Regions from separate parts of the Homo sapiens genome. Here region 1 is linked to region 2. A link is a loop called in an ENCODE intact Hi-C map of the cell type or tissue named here. Cell type or tissue: heart left ventricle. All regions are shown on one strand. Each heading gives the region's core, and the rest is flanking DNA. Links, peaks and the distances in the headings are about the cores only.

The links. Peaks named below come from ENCODE experiments on the same cell type or tissue, not always from the same donor. Only the 100,000 strongest peaks of a DNase experiment are listed, where the experiment ranks them.
Region 1: a loop joins it to region 2, with 2.8 times the contacts of the local background. A loop is called at or near these places in 3 of 110 quality-filtered maps.

The regions. Positions count from the first base shown.
Region 1 is chr6:163,860,361-163,875,430 of GRCh38, forward strand. No RefSeq gene overlaps it. Among named protein-coding and RNA genes, the nearest start is that of QKI, 450 kb to the left of the region's middle. RefSeq lists an enhancer at 5,456-5,956. In heart left ventricle, for the core only: no CTCF peak of the experiment used is centred there; no DNase peak of the experiment used is centred there; H3K4me3 peaks cover 420 bases.
Region 2 is chr6:163,928,845-163,944,050 of GRCh38, forward strand. All of the region lies in intron 4 of LOC105378102 (a long non-coding RNA gene), which reads left to right. Among named protein-coding and RNA genes, the nearest start is that of QKI, 520 kb to the left of the region's middle. RefSeq lists enhancers at 11,887-12,578, 14,163-14,816. In heart left ventricle, for the core only: no CTCF peak of the experiment used is centred there; a DNase peak (open chromatin) is centred at 6,737.

The DNA of each region.
Region 1 (15,070 bases), core at 1-5,000, 73 kb before region 2:
AGTATTAAGAATTGTTTTCAACTGATGCATTCGTGGGTCAAAAACCACAAAAATCTGCATATATAGCTTATGTTTATTTTTAGAATTCTCTTCATATTAGAAAATTGTACCAAACAGGATACTGCAAAAATCATTCCTGAAATAGTTACTGCAATTTGGGAATGGAAAGTAAATGAATAACCAAATGTACCTCTAATCTTAACTGGAAGGCATTTCCATAATTGACGCTCCCAGAACCTTCTGTGAGTGATGGGCTTGAGAGCTGAGGGATTTGACTTGAAAAGGCTCTGACACTGAATGATTTATGGCCGTGTTCCTCCCTGAGCCAGCGCCCAGTATCTGCTCTGCACAGAACATGACCAGGGCTACAGGGAGCGGAAACCTCATTTAGTTATACAGGAAGCCTAAACGATGCGGCACTTCAAAGATCACTGGGATCTTAATGGGAAGCCGGCACTCCCCAGAGCAGCAAGTGAGGGCAGGAGGCCCCCAGGGAGGTGTTCTGGACCACGGTTTATCTGCTCCCAGGCTGGGGCGCTGCCTCCCAGAGATGGAACTATCTTGACTAAGCCTGGAGAAAGGATCCCCTTATCTGGCAAATGCTATTGCTTTCTGTGTGTAGCTGTTTTGTCGTCTTGAATATTTCATCACTCTGCAATCATCTTCCCTTTGGTTGGCTAAGCACTCTTATTAGGCAAACCCCTTGGTGCTGAAAGATCTGAAGCCTACTCACCACTCTGTAAAATCTTCATTTCTGGTATAGAGAGAAATTTCTGCCTTGTGAGAATATATTGGCCGCATGTGGCATAACTGAAACAACTTCAAAATTGGTGACGATTCTACCACTTCCAGAAATCAGTAATTGAATAGAGAGTAAAGCAATTAGACTAGCAGACACAACTGGATTCAATCATTTGATCATTGGATCATTGATAATTTGGAATATGTATTAAATCCAACACCGTCAGAACCAAGTTCATCTTTGTACAATCTGTAATAAGAGGACTTGCTCAGTGGATAAGCCAAGCTTACCTGGGGAATGGTTAAACGCCAAGGAAAGGAAAGGTTTTGAAGTACTCACGCAGCATCCATTCAGGTAGCAGAGCCTATATGAAATTCTGCTAGTGAATACTTTTTAAACTATGTCAGGATTATTTTGTTATCTAAGAGCTATGAAATTGTTTTTTCTTAAAGTTCGAATTAATGAAGTTTCACTGAATTAATAATAAAATCTATACCAGTTTTAGGCACACTTGTATAATGAACTTAAATAGTTTCTTATACCATCGAGATCAATTTTTAACAAAAAGAATGCATATTTGTCTCTCGTTTAGTCTGTTTTATCAAGGCGAGGCGCATAAATGGGCTCTTCCTCCTGCTGGTTTGCACAGCTCCTCTTTCTCTTCGACACCCCCACGTCCTGGCCAAGCAGATGGGCATCCCACACTTCCAGTCTCATTCCAAGATGCTGTAGGCCACATGGCAATCTTGCATTCTCCTGGCTTATGTGTTCCAGAAGTCTAGACACTTGGCAAAGGCCCTTCAAGTGTGGAAAAGTTACACGGGGGAAACGCCCTGAGTCAGAAATGGCTTCCCTTCTTCAGCTGAGATTTTTGTGGACTGAACTTGTGAGATGCAGCTGAAGTGAAGAAAGCCATGATGTTGGGAGGGTCCAGAGAGAGGCTCAGGGAAGTGTGAGGAGTGTGGGAGCAACAGAATATCCCTCTCCCCCGACCTGCCACCGGCCCTGCATCTGATTCCATAGAAGGAGCAACACTCTGGAGAGGGGATGGAGTGGACACTCTGGATGGAGGGGATGGAGGAGGGAGGAGGCATTGCCGGGAAGCATGTCCCCAGCGTGGCACAGAAACCAGGCACGAACCTGGTGCTTAGGGAGTCCGAGGAAGCAGAGGGAGCCTTCGGCCCTCAGGGGCAGGAAGATGACAATGAAGAGGGCTCAGTGGAGACTCCGGTGGATCAATGACTGAAGTTCACATGGGACAATCGATGGCACAGAAGATGGCCCTTTGGATAGAAAACATTAAAGATAAAAATCTAGCTCCCCACCCAACCCAGAAATAAAAGCTCTTTGCACTATGCGAGCCCTTGAAATCAGGACGCCACATGGGAAGACAGTTGAGGGTTCATTGATTTGTCTAAGCTGTAAAAACTTTAGCTGATATTAAGTTGTAAAAACTGTGATGGTTCTACATAAATATATCTATATTTTATATATATATTTCATATATATGTATTTCCTATTAGTTCTGTCCCCTAACAGAACCCTGACTAATACAGAAACATTCTTTTGAAAAATTACAATTCTTTACATCTGAGTTTTATGGGTTGAGATGCAGAAGTGTTAAAGATGCCTACAGTTGAGTGATTTCAAATAGACTACTGTGTTTCTGCCTTCATAGGAATTAAATTATGTCCCCACAAGTGATATGTTGGAGTCCGGAGACCCCAGAATGTGGTCAGAATGTGACTGTATTTGGAGACAGGGCCTTTGCAGAGGGAATCAGGTTACAATGAAGTCCTAATGAATGATGTGGCGGGGAGTCGGGGTGGGGTGGGGGTGGTATGTGTGTGTGTGTGCTTAATCCAGTGTGACTGGTGTCCTTGTAAAAAACAGAGAAAATTTAGATGATAGGGAAGAGAACCAGAACCGATGCTCCCTCGCAGCCTCAGAAGGAACCAACCCTGCAGACACCTTGATCTTGGACTTTGAGCTTCCAGAGCTGAGACAGTAAATTTCTGTTGTTCCGGCCAGGTTTTCAGGATTCACTGTTTTTCTCTGACTAGGTCACCAAATGAGGACTATTTATTTATTTATTTATTTATTTATTTATTTATTTTCCAGATGGAGTCTCACTCTGTCACCCAGGCTGGAGTGCAGTGGCGCGATCTCCGCTCACTTGCAACCTCTGCCTCCAGGGTTTAAGCGATTCTCCTGCCTCAGCCTCCCGAGTAGCTGGGATTATAGGTGCATGCCGCCACACCTGCCTAAGTTTTTTGTATTTTTGGTAGAAACGGGGTTTCATCGTATTGCCCAGGCTGGTCTCAAATTCCTGAGCTCAGGCAATCCACCCGCCTTGGCCTCCCAAAGTGCTGGGATTACAGGCATGAGCCACTATGCCCGGCTGAGGATGTATGATTTTTTGAATAACTGTCATTCGTCCACTCCACACTCATGGGGAGATAGAAGAGTGTTGCGGTCACAGCAATGGCAGAGCAGTTTTGTGGCTCAGGCTCCTTCCCCAATTTTGGGTTTCCCTGAGAGTCACATGGCTGGGTGATCTAAATCCTCCTGGTCCTGGGGCAGGGGTTTGCCTCTGCCACCCTGCAGGTGCAGGGCCACTGTCCCACTGTGCTGCTGTTGTCTGGCCACCTGCAGTCACAGTGCCGGCATCCAGGACGCCCTCCCCCTCTCGCTTTGACATCAGGAGAGGGGCTGCCTCCAGAGCCTTGGGAGAAGGCCACTCCTACGGCCCAGAGCGGCTGCTTTGTTGTGCCAGCAAGTGTTCCCCAAAAGGCAGGGACAATGGCCTTACTCACCTGTGAAATTCTGTTCTGGACCAGCATTGTCCAACAGGAATATAACGAGAGACATAAATTTAAAGTTTTGTACTAACCACATTAAAAAAGCAAAAGAAAATAGGCGAAATTAATTTTAATAATATATATTTCTTAACTCCATAGATCCAAAACATTATCATTTAAATTTTTAATCAATATAAAGTGTCACTGAAATATTTTCGAGTTCCAGTGTGTGTTTTACACACACAGCACATCTCAATTCAAATAGCCGGGGTTCAGGTGCTCAGTAGCTGCTAGTATGGAGCTAGTGGGCGGTACACAGCCAGTGCATTTCCAGAGCAGGAAGCCACCTCCACGCCTTCTTTCCTCATGGGCACGAGTGGCTGCCCGGGGCACAGTCTAAGCAGTGTGCTTTTGTGCCACACGTGCAATTCCCCTCCAGGAAGCGCTGGGGCAGGCCCCTGCAGCTCTTTTTCCTTCAGCCGAGGTCTTTCCCCGGGACTCAAGCAAACAGCCCCTGGTAAGCGGGTTTCCTCACTACCTGCTTCTGTTTCTCATTCTATTTTTTTCTTTTTTCTTTTTCTTCCTTTTTTTTTTTTTTTTTTTTTTTTTTTTACAAAGTCTCACTCTGTTGCCCAGGCTAGAGTGCAGTGGCACAATCACAGCTTATTGCAGCCACGACCTCCTGGGCTCAAGCAATCCTCCCACCTCAGCCTCCCCAGTACAGGGATAATACAGGCAGCCACTGTCACACACAGCTAATTTTGAAATTTTTTGTAGAGATGGGGTCTCACTATGTTGCCCAGGCTGGTCTCAAACTCCCAGGTTCAAGTGATCCTCTTGTCTCGTCCTCCCAAAGTGCTGGGATTACAGGCATGAGCTATTGCGCCTGGCCTCTTTCTGTATTTTTTTGAGACAGAGTCATGCTCTGTCGCCCTGGCTGGAGTGAGGTGGCATGATTTCAGCTCACTGCAACCTCTGCCTCCCAGGTTCAAGTGATTCTCCTGCCTCAGCTGGAATTACAGGCAGCCACCACCACACCTGGCTAATTTTTTGTATTTTTAATAGAGACGGGGTTTCACCGTGTTGGCCAGGCTGGTCTCAAACTCCTGACTTCAAGTGATCTGTCCGCCTTGGCATCCCAAAGTGCTGGGATTACAGGCATGAACCACTGTGCCTGGCCCCTCTTTCCATTTTTACATGGACTTATTGTGGCTTCCCAGTGAAGTCACTGATAGGACATTATTCTGTAGCCCTGAAAGTATGGTTTCCTGGTGAACTGATTTCCATTTTGTTTAAATAACAGCAGTCTGACTGCCTATTACCTGAGAGAATCAATGAGGAGCAGGAATGTCTGATAAGGTGAGGCACGGTTTGCTTTGACAATCACCGTCCTGTTGCGAATATTTGTTGTATCTCTGTATTTTCCACCTATTTGAAGCTTCATTGTATCTTTCACTCTATCACTCAGGACGGTTCTGTAAATTCATCCTTACATGTGATTTCCTCTCTGGGATAACTCAGTTATTCTGGCTTCTAGTATTTCATTCCCTATTAATGGGGTTGCTTGAACTTTTTGTGGTGTTTCTTCCTAGTTTATTTCTTTGATTTATTGGCACTGTTTAAGTTCCTGTTTCACACTAAATTCTTCTTTCTGATTCCATCTTACATCCTGTCCCCATAATTTCCTTCTCACCAATAAATGCTGACATATGTTAACTACTGAGTCTCCCAAGCTGAACTACAATTCATTCATCCATTCATCAATCAGACTGCTGGGCCAGATTTGTTTCTTCAGTCCTAGTTTTTACCATAGGATGGAGCTTCTCAATCCTGTTTTTTCTTTCTTTTTTTTTTTTTTTTTTTTTTTTTTTTTTTTTTTTTTTTTAGACTGAATTTTAGCTCTATCGCCCAGGCTGGAGTGCAGTGGCATGATCTTGGCTCACTGCATCACTGCAACCTCTGCCTCTGGGGTTCAAGCAATTCTCATGCCTCAGCCTCCCAAGTAGCTGTGACTACAGGTGCCCTCGCCCCGCTAATTTTTGTATTTTTAGTAGAGATGGGGTTTCACCATGTTGGCCAGGCTGGTCTCGAACTCCTGACCTCAAGTGATCCACTCCCTCTGCCTCCCAAAGTGCTGGGGATTACAGGCGTGAACCACCACGCCTGGCCTCAATCCTGTTTTAGCCTTAAATTCTGGTGCACCGGAGATGGTTGGGTCTTGATCGGCTGTGATATGCTGTGCTCATTCTGTGTGGAGAGACCTCAAAGCAGAGAACAGGCACTTGGAGGTTCTGATTTCCTGTGTTGCAGGGAACTCTCTTTTCCTCTTCACACATCCAGGGAGCGGAGGGGACATACATTCCCTGCGTGGCAGCCAGAGTCTGCCCTGGCTCTTCCCTGGAGTCCTGGATGACAGGTTGGCTGGCTTTCTCCTCTCACCGTGGCTGTGGGGTGTGGGCTGCTTCTGCCTGCCTCCTGCTGGGGAGAGCGATGCCTTCCTGAGCTGCTTTCCCGTGTCCCTGAGGCTGCTCTGGGTCAGGAGTCCCTGTGCTCTCCTCTCCATAGGTAGTCAAGGAAGTAACTATGTCCTCGGGTCCAGCCACCTGGGCGACCACACCGTCAACACCATTAGCTGCAGCCTTGCGTTGTAGCCCAGCTCATTCAAGCACAGCTACCTCCAATAAGGAATTTCCCCTGTAGGGAGTGGGCTCCTTTTAATTTTACCTGTCCTCAGGCTGACCCTTTGCTCATTAGAATAGTAAAAAACACACTCCTGTGTGGAGATTTAAGATGCTAATGAGATGGCCGAGTGCCTTGGCTTATGCCTGTAATCCCAGCACTTTGGGAGGCCGAGGTGGGTGGATCACTTAAGGTCAGGAGTTCGAGACCAGCCTGACCAACATGGTGAAACCCCGTCTCTACTGAAAATACAAAAATTAGCCGAGCATGGTGGCCGGTGCCTGCAACCTCAGCTGTTCAGGAGGCTGAGGTAGGAGAATCACTGGAACCCAGGAGGCGGAGGTTGCAGTGAACCGAGATAGCGCCATTGCACTCCGGCCTGGGAGTCTCAGGAGTGAGACTGTCTCAAAAAAAAAAAAAAAAAAAAAAAAAAAAAGACAATCAAAAGATGCTAATGAGACATGCAACTTATGAACAAGCCGGGGCAGCTGCTGTGCCTGTGCAGCCAGAGGATCACCCAGAACATGTTCACCAGCCATGCTGCTTCCCACCTGCTTATGAAGAATCCCGGAGGACCCCCGTGAAGGGAGCCTCCCCTGTTTGCTGTCTCACCTCTCAATCCGCCGCTCCGACTTATTCGGGGTCCTTTCCCTTTTACACTTAGCTATCAGTGTCCTTTCTCCCTTGCAATAAGCTGCCTCCTACCCTTTCTCTACTGCTGTGTCTCTCTGGTTTTAAATGTTTTTAAACGAAGGAGACAAGAACTGAGGACTCTCAATCGCCATCAACAGAATTATTGAAATAGCTGCTTTGGAAAATTGAAACTTGCCAACTCTCAGCACCTTCCTGCCATTCCTCCTGGTGTGAGGGGACCGGCGTGCGTTTTTTGCGGGGAAGTTACCTCCTTCCAGCCCCTCTTCTTTCCCGTCTGAATCTGGGTGGGCCCCCGAGAGCCGCGCCTCTGCCTGTCCTCTCTCATGGGAAGTCTGGGACCCTCAGACCGAAAGACGACGTGCAGCTTCCACCGGGGGCGCCTTCAGGACAGGGGCCTCGGCCTCGTGGGCGCTTTAGACTTTGGTTAAACACGGTAGAAACAGACAGGGCTCCTGACGGGATCAGCAGGACGGTCTGAGGCAACAAAGGCTCCAACACCTTTGAGCTGTAACTACCTGCCACCTACGCTGCTGTGAATACCCAGACGAAGTCTCCAGACAGAACTCCCAGGCGGGAACACGGGGGCAGCTACGTGGTTTTACTCAACCCCATATGCCTTTGCTGTTACGTTTACAAATACTGAGACCAGGCGAGAGAGCTGCGATCGCTTCAGTGGAACATGTGAACAGTAAGACAAATTAAAATTGGTTCCAATTCTAAAAAAAAAGTCATAGGGCTCTTAATACAAATTTATTCTAAAAAACACACCCCCCGGTTTCCTTTCCAGGCGATGGCTGGCTGTGAGCGAGAGGGGCAGGGGCCTGGGTGAGGAGCTGGGGAGGGGTCTGGAGGAGGCACCGGAGGTGTGGGCCAGACCCCCAGAGCAGGGAGGCCACGGGAGGGGCTCAGCGCCACACTAAGAGCAATGAGAAGCGTCACAGTTGAAACAGGAATTTATTCAGTTAAAAATGACGGGAGTGAAATGGAAAAAAAATGTCTTTTAGGAAATGAGTGGGTGCAAGAACACCTCACCCAGAACTGGTCTTCAAAGCAAAATATGATATTGGAGCCTTGGCAAATCTGGTTAATTCTGATATCTGAATACTTGCACAAAGTACCAATTCTGTTAAAAATGACCAAAGAAAGCATTTCTGTTTCAGAGAGAAACAACGTAGATAGTTCCTTTGCATAATCTCTGTCTTCTGCTATTTTCCTCTTTGGGATTTCCTTTATGAGAAAACAAAATTATTTAGTTTCACATCGAACCTACTTATAGATGAGTAATTCTGAGGATGATATTTTGGCATTCATCTTTTTATTGTTACACTATTTCTGATATGAACGACACTTCAAGGTTTACACGTACATGCACAATACCTAGATATTTTTAGCCATATGTATATGACTCTAGATGTATTTAGCCATTAAATTTGGAAACCTGCAGGGCCTGAGGGGCTTCTATAGTTTACTTAGTCTTCTAAAAAAAAAAAAAGTATCACATGTTTTGTTTGAAGTATTTGCTTTCCATTTCTTTTCAGTGAAAATAACTATTTGACAAAAAAGTCATTTCATGTTTATATTTGTATAAAAATTATTAATAATAAAACAAAGGAAAATTTCTCCAGTGTAGTCTACAGGTAGCATTTCATAGGGTGGAAGTAGATGTTTTTCCTCTTTAGATTTTAAAGGGACTCATCTTTAGGCCAGGACAGCTTGAAATTTTGAAGACAACAAACTCTGAAAGTTTTAGCAAATGATAGGTGGAGAAGAAAACTGACATTTCTCACTTTATTTTTAATTAGTTAATTTTTTTGATTAAAGATTAGTTTAAAAATTAATTAATTTTTTTGCGACAAGGTCTGGTTTTGTCACCCAGGCTGGAATGCAGTGGCGCAATCACAGTTCACTACAGCCTCAACCTCCTGGGCTCAGGTGATCCTCCCACCTCAGCCTCCCGGGTAGCTGGGAATACAGGTGTGTGCCACCACGCCTGGCTGATTTTCTGTATTTTTTGTGGAAACAGGGTTTTACCATATTTCCCAGGTTGGTCTCGAATTCCTGGGCTCAAGCAATCTGCCTGCCTTGGCCTCCCAAAGTGCTGGGGTCACAGATGAGAGTCACCACACCCAACTACGTTTATCCCTTTAGGTCAGAGAATAGAAATTGGCAATGAGAAGCCGACAGATTGGACTTCTCCATCATGAGCCTTTTTATTGTCACCTATAACTTGTTCACCTTTGGAGAATTGAAGAAAATAAAATTAATTAGAGCTTTTTTTTTCCAGGATAGAATTTCTTTTTTGATGGTCCACTAATTTACATCCAGTTTTTAAGTTGGTTCTCTTCTCCCCTGAAGGAAACAGACATCTGGTCATGGAGAGGGGATATCTGCCCATGGAAAGGGGTTGAGTTAACCTAATTCTTCCTTTCCCTCCTTCCTGCCTCTATGCCCTGCCCTCCCCTCCCCCAATTTCTCTCTCTACCTGGAGAGGTGAGGTTAAATAGTTACCGTCCTCTTTTCTTTTTTGAGATGGAGTCCCTATGTCACCTAGTCTGGAGTCCAGTGGCGTGATCTCAGCTCACTGCAACCTCTGCCTCCCAGGTTCAAGCGATTCTTGTTCCTCATGCTCCCAAGTAGCTGGGATTATAGGCACCCGCCACCACACCTGGCTAATTTTTGTATTTTTAGTAGAGATGAGGTTTTACCATGTTGGCCAAGCTGGTCTCAAACTCCTGACCTCAAACGATCCACCTGCCTCTGCCTCCCAAAGTGCTGGGTTTGCAGGTGTGAGCCACTGCGCCTGGCCAATAGTTACCATCCTCTTATCCACTACAGAAAGAAATCAGTTCTGGGAAGCAATGAGGGTCTCCTACCACAGCCATGGTCAGATAGGTCACCCTGCCACAGCTGCTGGGACACAGAGCCTGGGGCAGGAAACCAGGTGTCCCCAGGTTGGTCTATGGGACAGTCTGAGAAGAAGTAGAGAAACCATTTTGAACCAGCATTAGTGGTGTGGTCCTGGTGGGGAGTGGCCTGTTGCAAGTGCCACTGTGAGGCGATGGCTGGACTGAGAACCAGATGTCACCTGATGCTTGGGAGATCTTTCAAGGCATATCACAGACTCAGCAGGCAACGCTTCCATGCCTGGGGCAGGTGGGGAATACATTGTCTGCCTTCAGGTGTGTCTTCCACCATTCTTCAGTAACAGATCCTCACATTCATGTGAAAGTGAACCCCTCTCAACAACCCCTCCATGCGATCTCAGTTGGCTCTGACCGTGGTTCCAGAAGGGGCACATGTGACCAGGCTTGAGCTGAGCACACAGCACGTTTTCCCATAATAACTGGCTTGGGGAAGGCATGTAATCTAAACTGATGCAATCACAGTGAATCTCCAGACTTTGGTTCCAGTGATCTCTGGACTCGAACTTGGATAGGTGTAAGAAACTGTAGACACATACTTGTCTCTACAAAAGGCCTACTGTCTGGGCGGGCATGGTGGTTCAAACCTGTAATCCCAGCACTTTGGAAGGCTGAGGTGGGAGGACTGCTTGAATCTGGAAGTTTGAGACCATCCTGGGCAACATCATGAGGCTCCATCTTTACAAAAATAAAATTATCTAGGCGTGATGGCACATGCATGTAGCCCCAGCTACTCTGGAGCCTGAGGTGGGAGGATCACTTGAGCTCAGGAGGTCGAGGCTGCAGTAAGCCATGATGGCGTCACTGCACTCCAGCCTGGGTGGGAGAGCAAGACCCTGTCAAAAAAATAACAACAAAAATAAAAACAAACAAACAACAACAACAACAAATCCAAGACCTACTGTCTGAGAAAGGTTCCCAGAGAGGAAATGGAGCCAAGAGCAAAAGGAAGAGAAAGTGAGTCTTGGTGTATTTAAGCCTCTGGCTCAAGTCATACCCCGAGCTTTTAACTTACATACATACGTGTTTAAACAACATTGGGTTGGATTTTCTGGCGACTGCATCCAAAGAGTATTCATTCATTCAGACTGAACCTTGAACAACACATATTATTGAAGGATTGAAGGCATCATTTTGTGGGGGCTTGTAGAGTATATATAAAGTAAAAGCTTATGGTTCCTATCTCAGGGGGTAGGGTTGCAGTCTAAACGATTGGAACTGATGTACACACGTCAGCCCATCAAATGGTTAACTCACTTTGGCTCCTCTGCTAGCTTTATGGAGATGAAGACTCAATGATTCTTTCCATCTTCTACATCCATCTTGCTGTCTGCAGTGATTGCTTTTGGCAAAGTTTAGGTCCATAAAATGCTTGTTGGCATAAAGCAACAATTTGTGGTAACGTGTTAGAGTAAGTGGCTAATCAGCATTTAACTTCTCTGTAGGAGAATTGATCACAGCAATATCGTTTTATTCTTAGAGCTTTCAACACTTCATGAAATTTTGCCAATGTATACCAAGTTTTTTTTTTTCTAAAATGCAAAGTGTGAGGGAGGCAGACAGGTTATAGGGTGTGATGGGTAAGATCATGGTTCAAATCTTAAGTCTACTCTTTTCTAATGATGAGACTTTGGCAAGAACACTTAATCTCCCTGGGTTTCAGTTTCTTCATATGAAAATGAGGCCAATAATTCTCATCTCACAGATGTAGTTTGTGTAAGGATGAAAGGCTTTCAGGCATGTAGGTCTTTAGCAAAGCATCTCACATGTAGTAATTTCATAAACTGTGGACTAAATTTTGATAGAACTAGGCCAGCTTTGGAATCCTAATGGGGATGGCTTTTAACATTATAAAATATGTCATCAACTGCTTTTTCTTTTTATATAATCTTTTAATAAATCACTTTTAAGTTGGAACAAGATTGCTTATATGGATTTGTCAATTAGGCTTTACTTATTTAAAATGATAAAATAAAACCTTTTAATATGCAAATGTGTGCAGTATAAAACATGTAGAGACAGTTCCCTCAAATACCCACCCCTTTCCCTTTCCATATTTCACATGTAGCAATATTAGTAGTTGGGGTGAATTCACCTTGATATTCTCGGATGAAGTTGAGCGTATGGGTGCTTACATGAGCGTTCAGGTATGTGAGTATGTGTATCTTTCTAAATATGTGGTTTTGCAACTGTGTTTTTCCCCAAATAGTATGTCATGGGCTTTTATAAAAATAGAACAAATATAGGCACATTTAGGTATTTTTATTTTGTTGAAATTTACAACGAAGATGTCATGGCTTCCGGCAGATTCCCACGTTTGCCAGCAGCAGATATATCATCCTGAGAACTTGGATCATCTCTGATGTTGAGCAATTTGCCAACATTCATGACCAGTTAAGTAGATTTAAATGCGTAATTGCCTCATGCTTAGGAATGCGTATTTCAGTTTAAAGATAACGTCTTAACTTCCCAAGAGTAATCTATAAAAGCATACATCTCATATTTCAGATTTTGGAAAACATTCTTTTTCCTTTTGTTTTGCCTGTGTTCAGGAGAACACTAGTCTGTTGCAGGACTTTTTTTCTACTTTTATAAGCCACAGAAATGCATATTAAAAACAAAACAAACAGAAAAAGCAGGATTTCACCTAGAGGTTTAAAATAAAGTTACCATATTACAGACTTGGAAAATGGTAATGAAGAGAAATTTATATTGGTTTCTAGCCAAAATTCTATGTTTAGGAAGATGGGGAAGTGCCAAAATTAGTAATAGCTGATTCAATATTGTAAAATTCTAATTGAAAATAAATACCAAATTTTATACTTCAGAAAATCCTTAGAGTTTTTCTACTCAAACCTGCTCTATTTATGTTGGAAAAATTAAAGAGATCCGAAGAGGTTACATCACTTGCCTAAGAGTCACATGGTTAATTACTGATACAATTAACATTAAAGTCTAGATTTCAAGGATAGTAAGGATGATGGTGATGGCACTATAAATAAATTAGAGGGTCCACTATTACTGTACACTCATCATTGTTCAAGACTTTATATTTTCTTTTCATAGATACTTTGAAAATTTGATCTTATTCTCCTGTATTTTTTTCTTTTTTTTTTTTGAGACAGAGTCTCGCTCTATTGCCAGGCTGGAATGCAGTGGTGCGATTTCTGCTCCCTGCAACCCCCACCTCCTGGGTTCAAGTGATTCTTCTGCCCCAGCCTCCCAAGTAGCTGGGATTACAGGGGTACACCACCATGCCCAGCTACTTTTTGTATTTTTAGTAGTGATAGGGTTTCACCATGTTGGCCAGGATGGTCTCCATCTTTTGACCTTGTGATACACCCGCCTCGGCCTCCTAAAGTGCTGGGATTACAGGCATGAGCCACTACACTTGGCCTTATTCCCCTATTTTCAGAGTAGGAAGCTGATGATCAGATACATATGTCATGTGCAGTGTTACCCGACTAGTGTTGGATTTGAACTGGAGTCTGACTTTCAAACGTGAGCTCCTTTCAGAAAATGCACTTTATATGTGTGTGTAAGAAGGGTGCGGCCGCAGTGTAATACAATATTTTTTCTACTTTATCTTGTTGCTACAGTCGCTATCCACAAATGTGACCATTTCATGTTGTGGTGTGAAGGCTTGCAGCTTTCATGACTCACATGGTCCTCAATTGCATCTAGAACCAAATATTCTGCCATAAGATGAAAACAAACATGTAATTCAGAGATACAGAAGGAAGGAATTTGGATTCAGAAGTAGTATCTTAGAAAATTTAAGATGAACATGTAGTAACTTCACACAAAAGTGTCTGAAATAGAACTCTTTTAGTGAAATACTCCGCAGAGCGGGTTGGGCCCAGAGCTTCCCGGATCAAAATCTCATCTCATCATGCATCCCTGCCTGCTCACCCATTTGCCCTTTCTTCTGCTTTTCTCCACTCCCTTAAGCCTCCATCCCTTCACATTCCCTCCTCCTTTACTCTTAGTAGTTATCACAGAGGAAAGAGGACATGAGAAATAGCTAATCTTGCCACTTTAGGGACAAAATGCCCCCTCCCTTCCTAACAACCGAAGAGAGGTCTTTCTCTAGGGCTGGTCCCCACCTCCTTCTCAGAGATCTCAATCTAACTGTTATGTCTTTGCTTGCCCATATTTTCACAATTTCTTTCTGCAGGATTTAAAGCTGTTCAAGTCTCTTCCATCTTAGAACATAACCCTGCTGCGGACCTGTATTAGTCTCTTCTCACGCTGCTGTAAGAAACTGCCCGAGACTGAGTAATTTATAAAGGAAAGAGGGTTAATTGACTCACAGTTCCCCATGGGTGGGGAGGCCTCAAGGAACTTACAATGGTGGAAGGCACCTCTTCACAGGGCTGCAGGATGGTCAAGGGCCAGCAGGGGAAATGTCAGATGCTTATAAAACCATCAGATTTTGTGAGACTCACTCACTGTCATGAGAACAGCATGGGGGAAACTGCCCCCATGATTCAATCACCTCCCACCAGCTCCCTCCCATGATGCATGGGGATTATGGGAACCACAATTTAAGATGAGATTTGGGTGGGGACACAGTGAAACCATACCAGGACCCAAATCCCCCTCCTGCAGCCCTGTGCCCCTTTCCATCCACAGCAAATCACAGGAGGGGAGGGTGCACACATGCCTTGGCCCTCTCCCTCGCCACTCCATGGCATACTGCAGTCAAGTTTTCATCTCCCTCACAGCCAATCTCCCCAGTTCCACTGAAACTCATCTCTGGAAAGATGCTAGTACAGCCTCCTTCCTGCTAATGCAAACAGTGCTTCTCCATCCTTACTGGATTTCCCTCTTGGCAGCAGTAAACACTGTGCAGCATTTGAATTCTTGAGTCACTCCCTTCTGTCTGCTTCCATTGGGCCACTTTCTTCTGGTTTTCTTCCTGCAAGTGTGGAAGTGCCTCTGGAGTCATTATTTTCTTCCTCTGCCTCACTTCTGGATGCACGCACCATGTGTGCCTGCAGGCCCCTGATACCCGCTCTTTACTTCTTTCTGTCACTCCCATGCCTCAAAGACTGTCTCTACTTTCTGATAACTCCCAAATCCACTGTCTCCCAATTGGCCTCTCTCTTAGAGCAAGGCACCGGAACCTGATGCCCAGTGGATGTCTCTACTTGGAGAATATCCCACAGATTTCCTAAATCAGGACGTCCCCAACTGCTGTTCCTCCAGTTCCCTTCTCAAATGAAGCACCAGGGTCCAGAGCTTCACCCTCTGCAAGGCCAATCAATGTC
Region 2 (15,206 bases), core at 4,675-9,674:
CTCTCATCCCTAGCTCTGCTGGCCAGAGCACAGGTTGAATCTCAAGAGGACCCTGAACTCTAGCAGGAGAGCCTAGAGCAGGTCTCTGAGTTTCTTACAGAGCCGTATGGAGCTGCTACTGTTTCCAAAGGGGTTTCAGTTCTCTCCAAGCATCCTGACTATATGACCACGAGCTACTGCTTAACAAACAGCTGCGGTGGGCTTGGAAGGCATGGGTTCCTGATGCAGGCCTCTAGAAGGTTCCAGTGAGGTCCTGATGGGCCCCCTACAGCATCCTCATGGTCATGCTGTGTTCTTGTCTCGAGCAAGGAACCACTGCCATTATGGCAGGGGGCACCACTTATGACATTTGCAAACCCATTAGCATTGCTGTAGTTTATAAAAGCCTGATGGCAGTGGGAAAAGAAAAGGTTACAGGGAAGCTATAAAGGAAAGAAGAAAATTAAGGAGAGCTTTCTCCTTTCACTTCTTGCTTTTGTGGCTTTTGCCCTTCCCTGCACTCTGGAATTACCATTGTTGGCAAAAGTGATTGGTTGAGTTCTTGAATATAAACATGGCTGGACTTCTCTTTATATTTGTGGAGGAATTCCCAATGCCTGGAATTTGTAATATGAGTTTTTGATTTATAATCAGAATTTGAGGGATAAGTCTAAGAAATGACTATAGGAATTGATTATGGATGAGTAGTATTTGTCAAGTTTACAGATTTAGTCAGGAAATGCTCATTAAGTTTCTATTCTACTCCAGGTTTAGGTATTGGGAATGGAGCACAGAAAGAGGCAGACAAGTGCCCAGTACTAGTAGAGCTTCTATTCCAGTGGGGAGAAGTCAACAGTCAAGATAGAAGTCAGGGTAATGCAAGTTGTAGGCCATCAGAACTGCAAGAGACACCAGCTGTCTGTAATGCAATAGAGTGCTGCGGTGGCCATGTGAGTCTGACTAAAATAAGGAGAAGGAGTCAACAGTAAGAACGGGGAGAGCTGCTGAGAAGGCTTCAGGTGGGAATGGATTTATTCTGCTTGAGCAAAAGAAAGCAGGCCGGGTAGGCTAGAGTGTAGGCTAAGACAGAGGGACATATGACATGAGCTCCAGAGGGAGGCGGAAGCCCCGTAGGGCTCTCCTTTAAAAATAGACTTGCAGATGATGGATAACTAAAGCTGTCACGAAAACCTTGATGTGGAGCTACCAATACTGGGCAATGACTGCCGAGTACAATACCAGGCTCTTTATGTTCATAATTTCTAATCTTCAGGCCAGCCCTGGTAGGCTTTGTAATCCTCATTGTGCAGATGAAGAAACTGATTCTAAGAGGCTTAGTTGTAGGTCATCCAGCTATTAAGTGGCAGAGCTAGGATTTGAATATGGGCCTGCCTTACGTAACACCTTGGCTCAGAACCCTACCCGGGGGCTCTCCAGTCACCTGTGGAGCTGGCTTGACACGGTGCCTGGCTCCTCCAGGGATTCGGATTCTGTAGGTCTGGGGTAGGGCCCAGAGACACATGTATTTTTCAGAATCTCCTCAGGGCATTCAAAAGGTGGCTGCGATTTATAGCAGGACTATAGTTGACTCTGTTATTTTCCAAAAAACTTTAAATAATCAAGCAATCAGTTAAGCAAGCAGACAGACAAAAATGAACAAAACCCCTAAGTCTGGTAGGAGCCAGGGGTGTACTCTTTAAATCCAGGGTCAGACACAGCAAGCATGAGCCTATCTTCCCAGTCTAACCCACCATGGCTCTTAGACACTCAGTAATAAAGTGGTCATTATCCTTTGTTTAAAACTCTCTTTCTCTTTACTGAGGATATCAGGCAATACCACAGACTCGCAGGAGCTGATAAAGGAATGTCAGATTTTTTTTTTAATTGGTTCTTTTTTTTATTATTATACTTTAAGTTCTAGGGTGCATGTGCACAACGTGCTGGTTTGATACATAGGTGTACCTGTGCCTTGTTGGTTTGCCGCACCCATCAACTCATTTACCTTAGGTATTTCTCCTAATGCTATCCCTCCCCGCTCCCCCCACCCCACGACAGGCCCCAGGGTGTGATGTTCCCCGCCCTGTGTCCATGTGTTCTCATTGTTCAATTCCCACCTATGAGTGAGAACATGCACTGTTTGATTTTCTGTCCTTGTGATAGTTTGCTTAGAACGATGGTTTCCAGCTTCATCCATGTCCCTGCAAAGGACATGAACTCATCCTTTTTTATGGCTGCATAGTATTCCATGGTGTATATGTGCCACATTTTCTTAATCCAGTCTATCACTGATGGACATTTGGGTTGGTTCCAAGTCTTTGCTATTGTGAATAGTGCTGCAATAAACATACGTGTGCATGTGTCTTTATAGTAGCATGATTTATAATCCTTTGGGTATATACCCAGTAATGGAATGGCTGGGTCAAATGGTAATTCTAGTTCTAGATCCTTGAGGAATCGCCACACTGTATTCCAGAATGGTTGAACTAATTTACACTCCCACCAACAGTATAAAAGCATTCCTATTTCTCCACAAGGAATGCCAGATTTTGTAGTAATAATAAATTTTTGTGCAGAAATATATATGTGGTACAGTAATAGTGAAATGACAGACAGAAGGGTTTCGGCATGGGCTGCCCATTTTCCCCTGGACCCCATCACATATGCTGCAAATCTTAGACATCTGCAGATATGTGTATGTGAAGCTTGAGCTGCAACCTGTCCATATTGTATTTTATTTTTGTTTTTGCAATTCACTCTCATTTTTATTTGCTCGGCAAACATGTTGTCTCTATTACATAATTGAAGAGCAACCAGAGGTTCCTATTAATGAATAGTTAGCGCTAAGGATCTGTAATCACAGATTCTTACAGGAGATGATGGAAAATGCCAAGCAACTTTAGAAGAGTTTCCTTCAGAAGAGCTGTTTCAGAGCCTGCTGTGTAAGGAGGCTGTGTCTGTTGTTCGGATTAAAGTTTGTGAGAATGAATTTTCTCACTGGTTTGAAGTACTTAATGATATTCACGATATGAAGTAAAATATATACATGTTCACTTTCCTTCAAAAATATATTTGATCTTTTACTGTGTGTAAAATCGTCTCTTAAATATTGGGGAGGGGAAGAGAGATGAATCAGACCTGAATCCTCTTACAAGCAAGATTGTTGTCTGGGAGGAGAATAGAGACAGATAAACCAGCTCTACTGTGAGGAAGAAGGTAGTGGCTGGAGGAAAGCAGAGATTGCACTATCGTAAAAAGCTGAATGAAGGACAGTTACCCAGAGGAGACAATGTTCAAGCTGGGTCTTGAAGGATGTGTGCCAACAGATGTCCCCACTTCCCATGTTCAAAACTGAACTCCTAATCTTGCCTCCTCTTCCCAGCCCTCCACAGCCCTCAGTGCTGACTGCGTCCTTCCTGTAGCTCAGGCTATACACCTGGAGTCCTCTTTCTCAATCCTTCAGCAAATTATATCTGCTACATCTTGAAAATACGTCCTAATGAGGCTCAGATGGAATCATTGTCTTGTCCAAATCGTGTGTCAGTGATGAAGCCAGCATTTGAACCCAAACTGCCTTACTCCAGAACTCATTCTCTGTATTGCTCCCCAAGTGTAACATGGAGGGAGAACATTTATTTTGTGTGTAGAGGCTGATCCCGTATGGAGAGGAGCATTAGCTTCAGACGGTAGATTGGGATCAGATCATGGCGGGATTTAAGCTCTGGGTAGAAGAGCTGGAATTCTATTTCACAAACCACAGAGACGTTTGATAATTTGGGGAGGCAAAGGGTGGAATCCAAATGCTACTTCTGGATGAGTCGTGGCCAGAGTGAGAGGTTGCTTGAAGAGAAGCATCTGGAAGTGGAGGCTCTTCCAAGGGTTGGGATGAGAAGCACTGAGACTCAATGAGCAACGGGACTGGAAAGGAAGCAGTGGAATTGGACATTTCAGAGGTTAATTAAACCTAAGTTTGGAATTTATTGGCTTTGGAGGCAAGGAAGGGATGCTCAATGATCTTTTCCCACTTTCTTTGACACATAATTTACATACAATAAATGCACTGAGATTGAAGTGAACCTGTATGGTTGGAGATAGTGATGTTATTAACAGAACTTTATTTTGGAAGGAAAATGAAGGAGAAGTTCAACTGATTTTGAGGTGCTTACGGGTCATTCTGCTGAAATTATCAAATCAGGCAGATAGAGACATGAGGATGAAGAGGGGTGCCTCAAGATTAAGCATAAGTCACTTAACTTTTACATCAGCAGTATTTCAAATTAAATAATCTGAAATTTCTCCATCAGTAATCCATCACCAGACAATCTGGACAATATGTATTATATAAAAAATATTTTAATTGCAGAATTGAGCTCATCAAGCAGTAAGTTCCAGAAACTATGAATGAAGTAGAAGTCAGATCTAAGACCATGAGCTTAAAGCTGGTATCCTCAAGTGGCTATAGCAAGAGTAGAAAGTTTCAATTAAAAATGTACCCACAAGGGAGGGAGGCCACTACAGAACTTATGTGTCTTAAGTTCTGCACATAAAATAATCTCCTCTAAGTTTTTGTAAGCATAACAGTGCCCTCGAACTACTTATAGGGTTGAAATATATATTACCTATGTGGTCCAGGAGCCCATAAGGCAAAATAATTATTTAAAAAGTGATCCTAGGCTGGTAATACTCCTGGAGCACCTGATAAAATTCAACACAAAAGAGCTATAGTTTTATATCTTCATCCAAGGTTACAAAAGACTCCCTCCGATAAAGTCCAGCTGAAGATGTGTTTCTGCAAGGAACAACTCCAGTATGAACAACAGGCATAGGACAGTGTAATGTTGGTAGAAGGAATAGAAACATAGAAGGATGGAAGAGAATGGAGAGCCCAGCATTAGACTGCAAGATTTCAGAAAACAGCACACAAAATTGGTAGAGAAAAGGATATAAATTCACTAACCATCGTGGAAATCGGTTACTATATTTTAGAAAGGTAGATTATGTCTGTACCTCCCTCTGTACACCAAAATCAATGAAAACAGTACAACTTTCAGAAGATAAGGAGAACATATTTCTGATCTTATAGTAAAAAGTGATCTCTTAAATATGATATACTAAGGACAAACCTTAAAAGATTATGAAAATTAAAACTTCTTTACAATGAGATGACTAAAAGGGCTAAGAACATTGGAAGAAGATATTCGCGAATGCCTAGAATCCACACAGGATTAGCATCCAGAGTTTATGATGAAATCCAACAATTCAACGAAACAAACCAAGTAAAAATTAAACTATATAAACACAATTTAAAAAAAAGATAACCTAAATGGCCAATAATATATGAAAGGATGTTCAACCTTTTGATTTAATGCAGATTAAGGTAATAGTGTGATGTAATTTGAAACCTGGAACTCTGACATGACAAGCTTAGGTATAGGCAGAGCCGTAGGGCACCTCAAACACTGCTGCTGAGAACATTAATTGTTGCATCTTTTGGGGAGCAATTCAGCAAAAGTAGTAATACTGAATATGGTCCTATCTGTGATACCACAATGTCCCTCCTGGGGACATACCCTGGACTTCAGGACTTGGAAAGACTCTTCTACACACAGCAGATAAATCATGGAAGCCACAGGGTATACAGAGATACAAGAAGGCATCAAAGATGGATCTTTGCAGAACCTCTGCCTGAAGGAGACAGAAGGGGCATCTGGAAAGAAAGGAGGAGACCTCAGAACACAGGTCAGGGCTGCCAAAGACAGAGAATGCCAGGAAAGAGGATTGGCCTGTTGTATCCAATACCACTGAGTTTAGGGAGGAGGATGTCTTCAAAGGGTCTGTTGAATTTGTTTGTTGAAAACCATTGAGGAAAATCTTGAAAGAACTCTACGCAGAGTGATGAGGACGATATGACAGGGATTAGCCTATGTGTATTGAGAGGGCGTGGGAGCCTGAGTGGTCGTTTGAGTTAAATGTTGCGCTTAAGAAAAGTAGATGAGTTATTCAGTAAGACTGGTTGTGAGAAGAAGGAGGAAAATCAACTTATTCACTTGTGGATATGTCAGGATCAAAGGAAAGATGGTTTTGTTTTCTGGAGACCTGAGACAAGCTGTTTACAGAGAAGTCGAGAGAATAAAGTTACAAGAGGAACAAGAGTGATAGAGTGGGACCCGTATCTGTAAGATTTGATTTCTGCTGAGAAAAAAATAAAAAGAGGTGTTTTTATATACTTTGAATTGGAATTTGCATACATTGGAAAGTAAGGAAATTTTACAGAATGAAACCCTAAAGGGTGTTCAAGTGCTTAGTAACTGTGATTCCAGGACCAGATGACATGTGAAAATTACGTTGTTTTTAATTGCACTCATCTCAAGATTTTTTTCTTTTGTCTTCTTCTGGATTTTTGTTTGTTTGTTCTTAGTCAGGCAAGGAAATAGTTTCATTTTAAGATCTTGGGAACTGAGGGGTGGAATGCTGTCTGTATTTTCTTCACAAACTTTTGGCAAGAGTTCAGATTTACCTTGTGGAATGTATTATATGCAACTATGGTATTCAGAACAGGACTTTGTTTGTCTTAACAATCCTTTTTTTTTCTTTTACTAGTGGGAGAAAGTCAGGGACAAAATTCAAATTGCATTTCTTTCCATGACATTTTTAAAAAATATAAATGCACCCTGGTGGTCTCTCTTCTGGGTTGGACAGAGCTGGTTTCCTCAGCCCCGGCCTGGCTTCCTGTGTCCCAGCTGCTTCCTGCCCCTGCGTGGCCTATGCATCCCGGATGCTGCTGTGGGTCCTTCTGCCCAGCCTTGGCTGCCCGCATAGCAGAGCCTCTGACTCCCAGCTTAGTGCTCATAACATAAAGGCACTAATAGCCCCAGAGAGCTTGACTTCAAGACCTCTCTCTGAAATCATATTGCAATAGCAGGTCGTCTTGTCCACAGAAGCCTCAAAGTAAACCTCTTCCCGGGGAACATCACACTCTGGGGACTGTTGTGGGGTGGGGGGACGGGGAAGGGATAGCATTAGGAGATATACCTAATGCTAAATGACGAGTTAATGGGTGCAGCACACCAGCATGGCGCATGTATACATATGTAACTAACCTGCACATTGTGCACATGTACCCTAAAACTTAAAGTATAATAATAATAAAATAAAATAAAAAGAAAACCTCTTCCCAGAGCCCCAAGGGGGACATCAGGGTATATGGGGGTGGTGGCAAGAGAGGCCCTGGTTTCTGTGTTATCCTCACCCATCTGAAGTTCTCCGCTCTCTCAGGGTATAGCCTAGAGATTTCTACCTTTGACTCTCTACTCTTATATTTTCTTCTTGATGTTTTCAGTATATCCTAGACCATAACTAAGTAGCAGACTTCTTTTCCTTGTCTCATGTCATTTTTTACAAGTAGTAGAAGCACAGATCTCATCCTAAGTGAAAGGGGGACCATGTCCGAACTCTAGGAGAGAGGGGCACGGATGCGGGTCTTCTGGTCCTGGTTTTTGATGCGCTAAAGGAGGAGATAAAATAGTAGTGCTTCCTCTCCAAACAGTATTTGGTTCATGAGCTCAATATTCAAAATATTGAACAATTCAACAATATTTAGTTATTGTGCTACAGAATCTTATTTTACTATAAAAAGCTGTAAAGCTACAAAGAAAAAAATATTATACAGATTGTTGGTTTTACCCCCTAAATCCATTCTTCTACAAGCCAAAAATAAAAGTCAAAGCATGTCAGCCAACTGATGGGCCCTCCCCTTGGCCAAGGGCATTCCAAAGTTAATCTGAAAAATGAATTCAGGCCACAGTGGGAAGTGGGGGTAAGATATGCCTCATGATCCCTTCCTTTCTTTGGAATTCAGGCATAGCTGACCAGCATTAACATTAAAACAGAAACCTTAAGACTGACAAACAGACTCTTTAAGTCTGATAAGAGACATTTAAAATCTATTTTCTCTGAAGCCTGCTGCAGGGAGGCTTCATTTGTGTGATAAAACCTAGATCTCCTGGACCCCGTATCTTAACTCAGATACTCCCTTCTATTGATTCCAGGTCTTTAGATGAACTCTTTCAACCAATTGCCAATCAGAAAATTGCCACCTATGACCTGGATGCTCCCTGCTTTCAGTTTTCCCATCTTTTCTGACAAAACAAATATAAATTTTACATATATTGATTGATATCTTATGTATTTATTGAGGTCTTATGTGTCTCTGAAATGTATAAAACCAAGTTATAGCCTGACCACCTTGGGCACATGTTCTCAGGATCTCCTGAGAGCTGTTTCACGGGCCATTGGCCACTCATATTTGACTCAGAGTAAATCTTTCAAATATTTTATGGAGTCTAACTCTTTTTGTTGACACTTCTTATCTTGCACTCGTGTTAGAATTTCTACATAGGCATGCTGCTGCCTAGCCAGCCCATGCTTCCAAGATTCCCTTGCAGCTCATTTTGGCCATAAGTCTATGTCCTGGCCAGTGGTGTGTACAGAGAGGGATATGTGGAGCTTCCAGGTGGTGCCTCCTCTTCCCTTCTGCTGTCCAGGATACCAATGTGGGATGAGCCAGCATTGGTGCAGAGCATGGTACGTCATGAACCCCACATATCCGAGAGAGGTCTCAGTCAATTTAGTAAGTTTATTTCACCAAAGTTAAGGATGTGTGCCTGTGACAGCCTCAGGAGGTCCTGGTGACATGTCCCCAAGGTGGTCAGGGCACAGTTTGGTTTTATACATTTTAGGGAGACCTGAGACATCAATATGTTAAGATGTATGGTGGTTGGGCTGGAAAGGCAGGACAACTAGAAGTAGGGAGGGGGCTTCCAGGTCGTAGGTAGATAAGAGACAAATGGATGCATTGTTTTGAGTGTCTGATGAGCCTCTCCAAAGGAAGCAATCAGATATGCATTTATCTCAGTGAGCAGAGGGATGACTTTGAATGGAATGGGAGGCAGGTTTGCCCTAAGCAGTTCCCAGGTTGACTTTTCTCCTTAGCTTAGTGATTTTGGGGTCCCAAGATTTGTTTTCCTTTCACAACCTTACGGAAGACAGAGCAACAAGGCAGGAGGAGGGAGCTGCCCTTCCAGCTGGATGTTCCTCTCATCTCAGTATTTTATGAGAGAGAAATAAACTTCCAACTTATTTAAGCTACTGTCATTTATGGTTTCTGTGATAGTGGCCAAACCTATATTCTAACAAATCTGCATGTTGATAACTTTGAAAACATCACCCTGATTAAATTAAGATGGCGTAGTAACACTGAACTTCACAAAACTTCTCAGGATACAGGCCATGCAGACAAGCTGAATAAATGATTAGTGAACCAGATAAATACATAGGAAACATTCTTAAAACATTAAAGTACTTGCAAATTTAAGGTAATGGTACATGCTTATTTAACTTGGTAATCTGGAAGCTAGCCTTATCCCAAAGCCTTTTTTGTCACGTTATTTTTAGTAAGCATGAATGTGAATGCCTACCCTTACGCTAATCCTGGTTGATTAAATGAGGAAGAACCTATCTGTGGGACAATCAACCCAATCAACCCACAGAGGGACATTAGAAGTAGAGGAAGCTTTTGCTGGTGTGACCATTTGGTGAAAGTTGCCTTTAATATTTGAGTCATACATGATTGCAGCAGCTGTGCATTTGATGTTGATAAAAACAAAATAATCTCAGATTGTTTCAGTGAGGGGTCAAAGTAAAATATTGCCATCTTCTATTTATTAACTTATGGGTGGTAGGTGCAGGAGTTAGGTGTAAAGCAGGGCTTTTTTTCCCCATTTTTTTTAATGGTAAGAGTGAACCTGTTTTTGAGGTCATGGTCACAAAATGTGGATGTCAAATTGTGCTGTCTTTCAAAGGGGTTCTCAGGTGCATCTCCGGAATGTATTGTCAGAAAGCTCTGGGGGCCCCCTGTTCAAGAAGTCTTGCTGCCATACTGCCGCACTGATTAGATGTTTTCCAAGCTTCAAGAAGCTGCTTCTTGAAAGGATTGTTTCCCCAAGGCCCAAGAGGAAATGATTCTCACGGGGTTGGGGCTGTCCTGTCCATGACACGCCTGACGCTGTCAGATCTGAACGAATTCACAGACAGACGGACTTGTCACCATGAACTCTGTGTGCGTCATCACCCAGGGCTCAGGTGCAAGGTTGTCCCCTTCTCGCCTGGCCTCTGTGATCGTCTTAGATAGCAATGTTAACTTGCCCTGTTAGTGGAACGGGAAAGTAAAATATTTTCTTATTTCAAGCCTGTGTCAGTCTATTCTTATACTGCCGTAAAGAACTACCTGAGACTGGGTAATTTATGAAGAAAAGAGGTTGGATTGGCTCACAGTTCCACAGGCTGCACAGAAGCATGGCTAGGGAGGCCTCAGGAAGCTTGACAATGGTGGGAGGCAAAGGGGAAGCAGGCACCTTCTTTCCATGGTGACAGGAGAGAGAGTGTGCGGGGGAAAGTGCCACACACTTTTAAACCATCGGGTCTCATGAGAACTTACTACCATGAGAACAGCAAGGAGGAAGTCCGCCTCCATGACCCAATCACCTCCCACCAGACCCCTCCCCTGCTTACAGTTCGAGATGAGATTTGGGTGGCGACACAGAGCCAGACAAAGTCAAACCCTTTGCATTCCAACCAGTCATCCCTAAGTTTCGCTACATTTATTGTGAAGATTTTAAGGTTGTGGCAGCAAATATAGAGAAGTGGTGTGGCCCACCCCAAATCCACAGGAACGAGCTTGGAAGGTACCATCATGCACTGTGTCTCATGGAGTCCCTCTGTTCTAGGTGAAGTCCGACTTTCCCTGGAAGACCGAGGCCTCTCCCCTTGCACCACAGCCTCACTTTATCATCATCCCTCAGCCTCACAGCGGGTTTTCCAAACCTTAGTCCACCAGGTGCTTTCCAGCCCCCGTCCAAAAGGCTGCTCCCATAGCCCACCCAGCCCACTCACCCCCGGAACTCTTCAGGTCCCACCCAGGCTCCTCAAGGGTGGCTTTTGTGCTCCCCACAGCTGTTACCGATTTCCACTGCACCTTGTGCTTTTACCTTGTATTTTATTATGATTCATTACTTTAATGATTATTGGTTTAATATCTTTGCCTCCATTCGACTGGGAGTTTCAAAAATTGTAGAAACTCCATTTGATGTGTTTTGCTACTGTGTCTCTATTGGTCAGTAGTGACATGACGAGTAGTTTTGAATGAATGCGTGTATGCCTTTTAGAGTCCACTAAACCTAGGATTTCCCTGGGTTTCTTGTGGCTCTATGATGTGCTGGGCATGACTAAAAATTCAAGTTGAGTAAGATAGTCCCTATTCTTAAAGACCATATATTCTTGCATTCTTTAGGTCAGCCTCCTGTTTAGAACCCATTGAACTTTTGAATTTAGAATTCACCTGTTGGGAGGCCTTTTTAATAATGCAGGTGTGGGTGAGGAATGTCTCACCTGGAGAAGCTGCAATTGGCATGTATGGAAGGGAAGCTGAGGAGGTTTAAGGAAAGATGAGGTTTGTTAACTGATGCGGACTTGGAGTTGAAATTAAATGAGCAGAGGTGAGGCCAGAGGGCAAAAACAGAAGAAAGAAGGAAGGAGATGAGGACTTAGGAAAGGAAACAGGATCAGGGAAAGAGGTAGGGGAAGCAACAGAAAATGTCAGCATCATGGAAACACAAAAGCAAAGTGCTTCTGATGTGTAATGGGGGCAACAGAATGAAGACCTTCAGGAACATGGTTTTGTGCACTGGTAGGAGTGGGAGTGAGGCCACAGAGGCTGAGGGAAAAAGAGAGGGAGCAGGCAATGTGACTTCAGGCCACCCACTCAAGATTTTATCCTGAGGGGAAGGAAAGAAGGATGGCTCTGCTAACCTCCAGCTGCCTTCCAATGCCAGGACCTGAGAGTGTGAGACTCCCTGGTGGCAACGATGTTTCTCTGGGATGATTTTTATGATGTGTGACTAGAGAAGGTAAATAGAAGATGCAGTGGAGCCCAGCGAAAACCTTTTTGGGACTTCAAGAGACCTACCCATGTTTCAAGGCAGGGGTGTCAAAGGTGATTGAACCAGAGCGACTCCATCTTGAACGGGGGCTGGGTAAAATCAGGCTGACACCTACTGGGCTGCATTCCCAAGAGATTAAGGCATTCTTAGTCACAGGATGAGATAGGAGGTCAGCACAGGGTACAGGTCACAAAGACCCTGCTGATAAAACAGCATGTGGTAAAGAAGCTGGCTAAAACCCACCAAAACCAAAATGGTGACAAAAGTGACAGCTGGTCGTCCTCACTGCTCATTATACACTAATTATAATGCATTAGCATGCTAAAAGACACTCCCTCTAGCGCCATGACAGTTTACAAATGCCATAGCAATGTCAGGAAGTTACCCTATATGGCCTAAAAAGGGGAGGAACCCTCAGTTCTGGGAATTGCCCAGCCGTTTCCTGGAAAACTCATGAATAATCCACCCCTTGTTTAGCATATAATCAAGAAGTCTATAGTCAAGAAGTATAATCAGTTGAGCAGCCTATGCTGCTGCTCTGCTTATGGAGTAGCCAGTCTTTATTTCCTTTACTTTCTTAATAAACTTGCTTTCACTTTCCTGTATGGACTCATCCCAAATTCTTTCTTGTGGGAGGTCCAAGAACCCTCTCTTGGGGACTGGACTGGGACGCCTTTCCTGTAACCGGGAGAACAGGGCCAGTGCTGGGAACTGGCAGGGCCTGGGGTTGGGGTGTGGGGATGGAAGGTTGAACATAGAACACAGAAGGAAGACCCTGAGGGGACCCAGCGCCCTAGAGCACTCTAAGCCAGGGGAAGCCTTTCTTCCTGGAGACAGAAGGAGGAGGGGCACGCTTCCATTGCTCCCCCTTCAAATCCTCTAGGGAACACACTGGTGCTTTTAACAACAATCATCGTGTGTGCAGCCCTCCCTTAACCTGCCTTCCCACACTAGCATGGAATCCCCACGGAGGTGCGGCTCTCACTGGACAAGCACAGACCAAGGTCTGCAGGAGCAGGGTCAAGGGAGGTGCTCTACAGGGAAAAACGCACCGTCTGTGTCTTTGACAGGGCAGTGGGAAACATTTGGAACTGAAGAATAGCGAAAATGAAGGTTCATTTCCAGTGGGTGTGGGAGAAGCCCTTTACCAGTTACTATCAATTATTGCTAGTTACTGATCTGCTCTGGTCTTCAGAGCATCCTGACTCAATGCCTCTTTCTGGGAAGGACGGGAAGGGAGGGGAGTTGGGGGAGAGGAGGAAAGGGAGGAGAGTATGTAATAGTGACCCAGGAAGTAAAGCAACAAGCCCAGGGTTTGCATCTGCTTCACATTTTGAGAAATAATGTTTTAAGTGGATCTTGAACAATTCTATGGGGGAGGACAGAACAGGTGAGTTGGGAGGATGTCAAAGAATCAACACCGATGCCAATGTCCTAACATCTTTGTGATAAAAAGGCATTATATTCATGAGGGAGGTGAATGAGGGAAGAGATGGATTTAAAAATGATTTCTAGCTTTGATGGACAAATCATATTTCTTATTCACCAAAGCTCTAAATGGCTTTCAATCTTTAATAACTCCTTTCATGCCGTATAGTCCAAGAAACCTTTCAAAATGGTAAGATTGCAGCTCAGTTACACATAAATAGGCTGAACTTTTTTTTACAAGTTTGAATTTAAATGATGAAAATTGACATTTTCATCTTGCAAAAGAAAATGAATTGCAGATCTCCTAAATAAATACTTACAAACAAAATGCAAACGTCTTTGAATCTGAAAGCTTGCCTGTGAATGACAAGGGAGTTTTTGCCTGGGTAGACTTTGAAGCATTCTGTAAACCTTTTAAAGAAAGGAGTGCCTTTGAAACCTCAAAAACTTGTAGTACTAAATATTTTAGTGGTGATTTATGAACAGTGTTAAAAAATATGCCTTTTCTTTCATTAAAAAAAAAGTTCTAACACTTAGCAAAATGATGAGGATTTATGTGTTAAAATGTTTTGCAGGGCAGCTTCTGAGTAATAGATTCATAAATATTTCCCTTTTTAAATTTAAAAGTAAAAATAAATTAGAAAAAAAACACCACCAAATTAAAGGTATTCAGTTAAATAGAGAAGATGAACTTCGGATTTTCACCTGACCTCACAGTGTTTGAACACTGAACTACACCCCCTCATCAAAGGTAGGCAGGAATGACCCTCTAAAAGTTCCTCTCTGTCACCCTCCCTCTAGCGTATATACACGTGCACATGCACCCCAACAGAATACATCAACATTTTGACTATTTACTAAGTTTGCTTTAAAATCATGCTTCTCTCAACACTGACTATTTTCTATTTAGGTTATTACTATTAAAAAAAAATATCTGGCCAGGTACGGTGGCTCACGCCTGTTGATCCCAGCACTTTGGGAGTCTGAGGTGGGTGGATCACCTGAGGTCAGGAGTTCAAGACCAGCCTGACCAATATGGTGAAACCCCATCTGTACTTTAAAAAAAAAAAAAATAGCCAGGTGTCGTGGCATGCGCCTGTAGTTCTAGCTACTCCAGAGGCTGAGACAGGAGAATGGCTTGAACCCAGAAAGCGGAGGTTGCAGTGAGCCGAGATCGGGCCACTGCACTCCAGCCTGGGCGACAGAGGGAGACTGTGTCAAAAAAAAAAAAAAAAATTCCCATGTGCCCAGAGCATTTTAGGCATATGAAAATGTAATTTAAAACTGATACACAATGATTGTGTGTTATGCAGGTAAAGAGTTAAGAAATAGTCCTCATGAGCTGCTTGAAGAGGGGATGAAAAATGAGACAAGAGACGAAAGGATGGCAGGGTCTTTCGGGCAGCGTGGGGGCTCCCCGTTGCTGGGTCCTTTTATGCTTTGTGATTGAATCCAGCCAGACCTCTGAGCACTCCTCTCCTTTTTGCTTGTGTGGCGATGGGGGTTGTTGCTGGGGAGAGGCAGGGGGAGTGAACGAGAAAAAAGAAAAGTTGGCCACACAAATACAATGCCAGAGACTGTGGTCCCAGTTCTATGGGGGAGAGCGAGTGGGAAGTTGCCGGAGCTCCACAAAGCAGCTCTCGTTCCCATGGAAACCGATGTTTAGTGCTGAGTGCCTCGCTTGACTCTGCATAGCCCCCTTCCTCTGTCTTTTTAAATCTCTGTTGGAGATGCATTGTCTTCTTGGGTTTTTTTGTTTGTTTGTTTTGTTTTAATAAAAATAAAGACGATGGAGAAGAAAACACT